Linked DNA regions of Homo sapiens: all the other regions are linked to region 2. A link is a contact called in ENCODE Hi-C or POLR2A ChIA-PET data. All regions are on one chromosome and are shown on one strand. Each heading gives the region's core, a stretch centred on a gene start or an enhancer-like site at or near the end of the contact. The rest is flanking DNA. Distances are from core to core; before and after follow the strand shown. Region 1 overlaps GAREM2 (GRB2 associated regulator of MAPK1 subtype 2). Region 2 holds the start of SLC35F6 (solute carrier family 35 member F6). Region 3 holds the start of PPM1G (protein phosphatase, Mg2+/Mn2+ dependent 1G).

Evidence for each region. A loop is a pair of places that touch in the nucleus more often than their neighbours do. ChIA-PET counts read pairs that join two places held with the same protein, here RNA polymerase II (POLR2A). Pooled maps may share reads with other maps.
Region 1: a map of naive thymus-derived CD4-positive, alpha-beta T cell shows a loop between it and region 2 (5-fold over the local background). The contact joins the enhancer-like site here to the promoter of SLC35F6 in region 2. A Hi-C loop is called at or near these places in 1 of 168 maps with a recorded cell type or tissue (naive thymus-derived CD4-positive, alpha-beta T cell) and 4 of 50 pooled maps.
Region 3: a loop to region 2 is called in a pooled map, with 5 times the contacts of the local background. The contact joins the promoter of PPM1G here to the promoter of SLC35F6 in region 2. A Hi-C loop is called at or near these places in 2 of 50 pooled maps. POLR2A ChIA-PET finds 5 or more read pairs at or near these places in 2 of 52 experiments (CD4-positive, alpha-beta T cell and activated naive CD4-positive, alpha-beta T cell).

What each region holds. Positions count from the first base shown.
Region 1 is chr2:26,183,752-26,186,791 of GRCh38, reverse strand. GAREM2 (GRB2 associated regulator of MAPK1 subtype 2) reads right to left here. Exons shown (of 6, transcript NM_001168241.2): 4 at 1,516-2,559; 5 at 434-603. Among named protein-coding and RNA genes, the nearest start is that of GAREM2, 12 kb to the right of the region's middle. RefSeq lists a silencer at 1,751-1,990. Within about 2 kb of position 1,636, at least 11 of the 41 ENCODE cell types and tissues checked have a DNase peak (open chromatin) inside an H3K27ac peak, as active enhancers do.
Region 2 is chr2:26,762,885-26,765,681 of GRCh38, reverse strand. SLC35F6 (solute carrier family 35 member F6) reads right to left here and starts at 1,398. Exons shown (of 6, transcript NM_017877.4): 1 at 1,256-1,398. The coding sequence starts at 1,332. RefSeq lists a silencer at 1,222-1,531 and an enhancer at 1,542-1,741.
Region 3 is chr2:27,408,196-27,411,272 of GRCh38, reverse strand. PPM1G (protein phosphatase, Mg2+/Mn2+ dependent 1G) reads left to right here and starts at 1,682. Exons shown (of 10, transcript NM_177983.3): 1 at 1,682-1,970. The coding sequence starts at 1,851. RefSeq lists silencers at 1,512-1,701, 1,792-1,981, 2,052-2,101, 2,122-2,201.

The DNA.
Region 1 (3,040 bases), core at 387-2,886, 580 kb after region 2:
GTTAGCCAGGCTGGTCTTGAACTCCTGACCTCAAGTGATTCACCCAACTCGGCCTCCCAAAGTGCTGGGATTACCGGCATCAGCCACCGCACCTGGCCTGAACTTAATCAAAATTTCAAAACAGCAAGGAGCTCTCTTCTCTCTATCCTGCAGCAAAGTCCCCACCTTGAGGGGACCAGGGCAATGCTCCCATCCGTTCCTCAACATTTAAGAGAGAAAGAAGCTGAAGTGGGCAGAACAGGCCACTGGGCCCCAGGCCCCAAGACACCCAGACAGCAGTGCCAATCCCTGAGCCACTGCACAGGGAGCTGCACCCTCGGGAATCTCCCAGGCCTCAAGACTTCCTCTTCCTCAGCACTGTAGTTCCCCCTCCTCACCCTTCCCTGCCTTGATCTACCTTAGAACTCAGGACCAAGGGAAGGCAGGGACTCACCCATCCTGGAGGCCAGAGGAGTAGTAGGAGAGGCTGGAGCTGGGGGAATGTACCGGCTGCAGCTTGGGGAAGCGAGGGGGAACCGGGGGGCTGCTGGAGAGCCGGCCGCTGCCATTGCCACCCCGGGGAGGCACTGGAGGGGCATTGAGCAGGCGGCACTCCTCCTTCACCTACAAGCAGAGGGCGGTGACTCCACCTCGACTCCAAACAGCTGGCACTCCTTATCTTCCCCTTCCCAAGCAGCTGGGCGAGGGGGCTGTCTGGGCCTGACATTTGCCCCACTTTGCCAATAGGCTGCCTTGCACCCCAACTGCTCATCCAGTCAGCCAGCCACCCCACCCTTCCTAGCCTTCCCAGCCTATCTCACGCACCCACACCCTGTCCCACAGCCTCCTTCCTGTTCCTTGGAAATCCATCATGGATGTTAAGAAAAAGAACACAAAGGTAGATCAAAACAGGTTAAGCAGACGTGCTCCCTCCTCAAGGAAAAGGAGAGAAAGCAGAGGACAAAGGAAAGCCGAAGGGACAGAGGGAAGGAAGCGTCTGCCACCTGCATCCCTCCCTACAAGTCGTGTACCCCAAAGAGGACTCCATGGGATGCTGACGGGTGTTACGGGCAGGGAGAAAATGTTCTGATAAACAGGATTCCTTAGTGCAGGACTTCTCAGAGCCTTTAATCTACCAATGCTCTGTGACTCCAATATGAGGAGGGAAAAAGGGCTGGGAATCATTCACAGCATTTCTAAGCTTACTTCGCCAAGGAACCTTCTTTTCACGCAACAACTTAAAGGACCCCTGTTCTGTGGTACCTTCTGGGTAACAGTGCTTCGGGGCTCCTCTCAAATCCTCTGAGGCTGGGGACCTACACGCATCTCTGTCCCACAGCTCTCCCGCCACCGCCCGCCCCAGTGCCCCTTACTACAAATGCTTTTGCCTGGCATGCCTCTGCCCTTTCCTTCTCCCCTTCCCCACCCCGCCGAGGAAGACACCTCGTCTGCCACATACTCCGGGGCCGGGGCCCAGGAGAACGGGCTTTGGGCCCTGGCTGGACCCGGGACTCGGCCCCCAGCGCGCTCACTCACCGCCTCGGATTTGGGAGGGACTGGAGGCGGCGGCGCTTCCGGCTCCCGACGCGGCGGTCCCGCGGCCCCGAAGGAGATGAGATCGAGCCCTGGGGGCGGCCGGACGAGGCCCTCGGGCCCCTGGTGCGCCCACAACTCCTCGTAGGGGATCTCGGCGGGCGGCGCGGCGGGCTCGGGCGCGGCTGCCCAGTCGGGGCTCACGTACTCCTGGTCGCCCTCGCCGGCGGGAGCCGGCGCTAGCGGGCCGGGGGCGCGGGCGAGCCCGGGGGCGCGCGGCGCGGGCAGGCAGAGGCGCGCGCGGCGCGGGCTGGCGCAGTCTTCGGCGAGCTCCGCTGGCGCCTCGCGCACGGCCGTGGAGTACTCGTCGGGGTCGAAGCGCTCGCGGCAGTAGGAGGCGCTGTCGCGCACCAGGCGCTCGACGCGCGGGTCCCCGGCCAGCAGGCCCTGCGGCAGCGCGAAGCGCGGCGTGTCCGTGAGCAGCAGGAAGTGCAGCGGCGCCGGGCCCTCGCGGCGCAGCGCCAGCCCCAGCACCACCGTCTTGGAGATGATGCTAACCAGCTTGTAGCAATGACCCTCCCGCACCGGGTGCAGGTCGTAGGGGTTGCGCGGCGGCCGGCTGGGCACCAGCACGTTCACCGGCAGCCTCACGCGCTCGATGATGGCGCGCACCGTGTGCTCGCCCTCTTGCATCTGCAGCTCCAGCGGGCTGCGAGTGCTGAAGCGGCCCTGGCACTGAAAGGGCAGGCTCAGGCTTTCGTTGGTGCGGTGGTTCATGCAGATGAGGCAGGGCATCTTGCCTTTGACCGGCCTGGCGCCCCCGCCGCCAGTGCCTCCCGCGGCCCCCGCGCTCGCTGGGCCGCCGCCGCCCACCCCGGCCAGCGCCCCGGCCCGGCCCAGCTTTCGCAGGAGGGTGGTGAAGCGCGAGCGCTCCTTGGTGGTCTTGGCGCACAGGATCTCCGCCTGGCCCATAAGAGTGAGCTCGTCGCCCGCATGCAGCGTGAAGTTGTACACCTCGCTGTCCTCGCTGAACTCGCCCGACACCACCTGGGGATCCCAGAGACAGGGCAGGGCCTTAGCCAGGTCCCAGGGAAAGCCACACGGCCAGCTCCCAGAGACTGGAAAGGGAAAACAGCCTTCCTCTTCCGCCCTCCCGGGGCTCGGACTAGATGGTAGGCCAGGAGATCCACGTTCATCCTGGAGAGACCACTAGCAGCTGTGCCACCTTAAATGAGTTGCCCCTCCACGCCTTAGCGACCATATCTGATAACTCTTACTTCGAAGAACTGCTGTAGGATTAAAAAGACTGTGCAGTGACATATTTTTCTTTTCTTCCCCACTACTTGGATCAGCAACATATTTTAAAGTATGCAGTAAATGGCGACTTTTATCATCATTGTCTTTACCATTTGGGCGATCATAATGCCCTACCCATCCAACAAGGCTAAGTGAAGAGAAATGAATTGATGGATAAGAAAAGGGTTTGTAAACAGAACAGCACTATCTGTACATAGCAGGGACTGCTTTT
Region 2 (2,797 bases), core at 149-2,648:
TGACTGTGCCCACCGTTTGGGGAAGGGAGAACACTGTGACTGTCGTGTGCGTACACGTCTGTCTCCTCCACCTCAGATTCCAAGCATCTCAAAGGCAGAGATCGCCTCTTGGTCACTTCTGTCCCCTTCCCTTACACACCGTAGGTACCTTATACATGGGATCGTGCCATTGCACTCCAGCCTGGGCAACAAGAAAAGGAGGGGCAGGAAGGCCCTGCCCTGAGATGGAGACAGAGAGAGACAAAGAAATGCCATCCTGCCCACAACAGAGGGGAGGCTAGGCCCTGTCCCTCAGTCTCATGACTGCCTGGGTCCTTAGTCCCTAACCTCCTGGGAACTGTCCCCCCTCTCACCCCCATACATCAGAGCTGAACTGGCCACTTGCCCTCTCTGTCTGAGTTAATGGCACTTTTCTTCTCCCAGGCAGAAACCCTGGAGTGATCCTTGTTTCTTGCTCATGTGGGTCAGGCCTGTGGCCATTCACACCTGGTCTCTGCCACCAGTTGTCCCTTCCTTTCTCTTCTCACTGCCACCTCCTAGTTCCCCTCATCTGCTATGCAGCAGCCTTGGAGTGGTTTTTCCTGCACCAAACCACTCCTCATGTCATTGAGTCAATCATATCACTTTCAACATGTCATTCCCCAGCTCAAAAGCACTTTTCTGATTATGAGAGAAAATCTAACCTGGGCATTTGATGCTGGTTACAATCGACTTTGATCTGGCCTTTCCGTAGACTTTCCTTGACTTACAGTCTCAGACACATTCCGAAATCCCACCTAAGCTTCAAAGCACAGCTCTAACCCCTCATCCTTGAGGGGCCGTGGGGCACCTCCCTGTCTGCCGCTTGAGGCCTCCACGCTCACTGGGTCACTCGGCCTGCACAGCCACTACTGCGGCTCATGTGCACAAGTCCAGGGGTCTCTCCCAGCTCGTGGAGGGAGGTGCTCAGGCTTGGACGCCAGCACTGGAAGGGCCGTGGAAAGGAATCGGCCAACCCTCCTGTTAAAAGACGTGGAAACAGGAGCGGAGGCTGTACAGCAAATCAAAGCCGGGGCTCGGATCCCCCCGTCCGGGGCGCAGCCCCGCTCCGCATTTCCCCGGGCCTCGCATCCCTTGGGTGGTCATAACGCGCGCGAACTGACCGGAGCAAGTGGGAAAGCAGGGGAAGCCAGGAGGGCAGGGCCAAGAAGGGGGAAGGCGTAGAACGAGCGCCGGGGTCGCCAGGGCCCGCACGCCCGGCAGGGCCCAGACTCACTTTGCCGAGAGCGTGTTGATGGAGCCGGTAACAAGCATGAGCCCGGCCAGGAACAGCTGGTACTTGGTCCAGGCCATGTCGGCGGACGCTGGGGTTCGCTCCAGTTAGCGGCGCCGGGCCCCGTCACCCGGGGTCTCCTGCGCGAGCGCTTCCGGGCCGGGCGTCACGTGACCCCTCCTGCTCGCCCCGCCCCCGGGGAGCGCGCCTGAGCCACGGTGCCCGCGCTCTGCCGAGTCGTCCTGGAGCGCTTTGGTGGCCACGCCGTGGCCCTGGCAAATCACGGCCCAGGCCTTCCAGTTTTTTTTTTCTTTTCTTCCTCACTCTCCCCCGCCTTTTTGGGTTTCTTTTTTCTATTTTTTTGAGAAGGAGTCTCACTCTGTCGCCCAGGCTGGAGTGCAATGGCATGATCTCGGCTCACTGCAATATCCGCCTCCTGGGTTCAAGCGATTCTCCTGCTTCAGCCTCCCGAGTAGCTCGGATTACAGGCGCCCTTCACCACGCCCGGCTAATTTTTTGTATTTTTAGTAGAGACAGGGCTTCACCATGTTGGCCAGGCTGGTCTCGAACTCCCGACCTCAGGTGATCCGCCCTCCTCCGCATCCCAAAGTATTGGGATTACAGGCGTGAACCACCGCGCCTGGCCTTGGTTTCTTATTTTTATCTTTGGGTCTTCCTATTTGTAAAAGGGGCGGATGGGACAGTGCAGTGAGGGTGCATCGTGGCTATTACAGCATTTTGTGAATCGTTTTGAGAGGTTGAGCTGGGCGGTGTCAGAAAGGAGCCCTGAAGTGGGCCTGCCGGGAGTTCCTTGGGGACCCTGTAGAGAGGAGATTCCCACGCTGGACGTTTCCACTTCGGGGCTCCTATCTGATACCGCCCACCTTGGGCACAGTTCATATCTTTCAGCAAAGTGGCGAAGGCATCTAGCTCCAGTTGCCGAGGACACCATTTTATAGCTGAGGACAGTAAATTCAGCGAAGCAGAGTGATTTGCTTAAGAACCTGCTGGTGAGCAGTGGGGTAGGGATTTGCGCTTGGGTTCTCCAGTCTCCAAAAATCCGTGCCTTCCGCATGGCCTCTGCACCAAGCCCTGCTTCACTGCTCCTTTGTGGACTTTCTGGTCGCAGCTGAGGCATCCAGGCAGAAAGACCATCCCTAGGTTTGTTTGAAGAGGGTGTTGACGAAGAGTCACACTCTAAAATATTTGAAGGGATTTATTCTGAGCCAAATATTTGTGACCATGGCCCGTGACACAGCCCTCAGGAGGTCCTGAGAACATGTGCCCAAAGTGGTCGGGGCGCAGCATTTTAGAAAGACACGAGACATCAATCAAATACATTTAAGAAATACATTGGTTTGGTCCAGAAAGGTAGGACAACTCAAAGCCGGGAGGAGGGGAGAGGGTGGGGCAGGAAACGGGAAAAATATCTATCTATGTTAATAGAGATTTTTGTTTTTTTTTGAGACGGAGTCTTGCTCTGTCGCCCAGGCTGGAGTGCAGTGGTGCGATCTCGGCTCACTGCAACCTCCACCTCCCGGATTC
Region 3 (3,077 bases), core at 433-2,932, 650 kb before region 2:
TGTGAGCCACTGTGCCCGGCTGAAAAGAATCAATTTTGTCATAGTTTGGAGAATTTCTCCTTTTCTCTCCATCCCTTGAATGCAATTTATTACCAAATCTGTCTTATTTGTTATTGTCTAATTTGTCCTTTCATCTGGATTCCCATTGCCACCCTGCGTGGTACCACCTTACTCCCAGCTCTTCTCATCTCCTGCTTAGAGTAAGAGCTCTCTAACTAGTAGCAGTGCCCCAGGCCAGGCGCGGTGGCTCACGCCTGTAATCCCAGCACTTTGGGAGGCTGAGGCGGGTAGATCACGAGGTCAGGAGTTCGAGACCAGCCTGGCCAACATGGTGAAACCCCGTCTCTACTAAAAATACAAAAATTAGCCAGGCGTGGAATCCTAGCTACTCGGGAGGCTGAGGCAGGAGAATCGCTTGAACCTGGGAGGCGGAGGTTGCAGTGAGCCAAGATAGCGCCACTGCACTGCAGCCTGGGCAACAAGAGCGAAACTCTGTCTTAAAAAAAAAACAATAGTAGGCGGGGTGCGGTGGCTCACGCCTGTAATCCCAACACTTTGGGAGGCCGAGGCGGGCGGATCACGAGGTCAGGAGATGGAGACCATCCTGGCTAACACGGTGAAACCTCGTCTCTACTAAAAATACAAAAAATTAGCCAGGCGTGGTGGCGGGCGCCTGTAGTCCCAGCTACTCGGGAGGCTGAGGCAGGAGAATGGCGTGAACCCGGGAGGCGGAGCTTGTAGCCTGGGCGACAGAGCGAGACTCTGTCTCAAAAACAAACAAAAAACAACAACACAACAGTGCCCCAGACTCTCTCCCTCCAATGTACACTGCATACAAAGACTAGACAAACGATGCCAAAGGTTACACCAGGACGACAATGAAGTCCAAGTCACTCATCTTGGCGCTTCTTTTTATCAAGCTAGCTAGTTAATATTACCACTTACAATCATTCTCCGAGTCCAGCCAGCTTCCTCAGAAATCCTCCCCAAATGCAGTTCACATTCTTCCCTCACTCCTCCAAACCTTATAACATTATTCCCTTTTCCTGTGGCATAATGCAATCCAGAGGCATCCTCTCTGAGAGCCTACATCCTTTCAATCCTCCAAGAAACAGCTCCTCCTCCCATCCTTGAGCTTTTCCCACCCAGAATAGGCTGTACCAAACATTTCTACATTGTATTAACTCGAATTATATCACAGATCGAGGTCTTCGCTTTCAGAAAAGACTCACATTCTTCTCATATAGGCCTCGCATGGCCTGGCCAAGTACTTCCTAAGCTCGGAACAAATACTGGTCAACTTTAATTGAACCAAATCGGGCGGGGTTTGCGGAGTCTGAGAGTGCAACGTTGGGGAGAGGGGGATGAAAACACTGGAGGACGGGCTGAAAGCGTCGAGTCCGACACAAAAGAGGCGTCAGACAAAACGCCAAGAGGCTGGGGACTGGGAACGAAGGAAGAGGTTCTGCCAGAGGCGACCTGCCACCTGCGCGAGGAAGCGGAGTAGGACGGCGGCCGTTGGTGGGCGTGGTCGCGCTAGTCTCGCGGGAGCGGCCGTTGGGCGGGCCGTTGTCCCTGCGGGCGGGGCGAGTTGCTAAGGAAATGACTGCCCGCAGCGCCTGGCCCCGCCGCGCAGGCCGGGCGGGGTCTGGAGCGGCGCCGTTTCCGCTTCCGCTCCCTCACAGCTCCCGTCCCGTTACCGCCTCCTGGCCGGCCTCGCGCCTTTCACCGGCACCTTGCGTCGGTCGCGCCGCGGGGCCTGCTCCTGCCGCGCGCACCCCCGGGGCTTCGGCTCCGGCACGGGTCGCGCCCAGCTTTCCTGCACCTGAGGCCGCCGGCCAGCCGCCGCCATGGGTGCCTACCTCTCCCAGCCCAACACGGTGAAGTGCTCCGGGGACGGGGTCGGCGCCCCGCGCCTGCCGCTGCCCTACGGCTTCTCCGCCATGCAAGGCTGGCGCGTCTCCATGGAGGTGAGGAGGCAGGGGCCCATAGGCTGGCCGCTGCGGGGCGGGAATCTGACGGAGAAAGAGAGCGGGGGATGGGGTCCTCCCCTGGGAAGGGTCCCAATTGGGAGCCTGCGGCCGCAGCGGCCGTTTGCGGGGCGACAGAGACCGCGGGGTCAGGGCCGAGAGGGAGCTCCCGATGCTTGGGGACCGTGTGCCGGTGGCCAGTGGCGGCGAGGGCTCGGCCATGTGGGAAGAGGCACCTTCCGCCCACTGACCGCCCTCTCCCCGAGCTTTGGCGCCATCCTCTCGTGCCAACCTAGCCCTCCAGGCTCATCAACGGTGTGAGGTTTAGTGTGGGAGTAAAGACGCAAATAGGGGCTATTTATTCATTTGTTTTTCAAGGGAGAGGTGAATAGATGTGAATAACTTTTTAAATTTTAATATTTAAAATATCTGATGTGGGAAGCCTCTTTTGGCTAGGAGTTTGACAGTGAAAGGAACCCCGGGCAGAGTCTGTTTCACATTTTGGTTGCCTGGCCTTGGGCTCTTGCATGTTAATTTCAGAGGCTGGACCCGACCTCCAGGAGTTGTCACTCATTTGCACTCTTTTCAGGGCCTTTTACTAACTTCGGAAAACTTGAATTATGTCAGTCCCTAGGTTTTCCTTTTTATTATGCTTCGTTTTCTTTCTCTCTTAGGATTTCTCTAAAACTTAATCAGTAATTCTCATTTGCCTGTAATTGTAGTTTATAGTTTCTTTGATTGTAAGTCATTTCATCAATTTTTTTCATCACAACCTACCTACAAAGGGCTTTTCTAGAAAATTTTACTCTGGACAAAAGGGGAAAAGAAAAATATTGGGGGGAAAGTAGTAGTATTAGGTAAAACTTGATGTGAAACTACAAAAGAGAAGAGGGAAAACTGCGGTAGGGAGGAAAGGGAGGAAGACGGGTTAACCGTGGCTTTGTGAAGAGCATTCTGAAGTCTAGGCAAAAGGGCCAGGGAAATACTCTGTCTGGTATTGAGGGTTTCTCCACCTACCGGGTGGGCTTCAGGTAACAGCGAAATACTGTCTCCCTTGGGAATTGTTTCAGATCCCTCGCTCCTCCCTGTGGTTAGCTCTGGAATGAC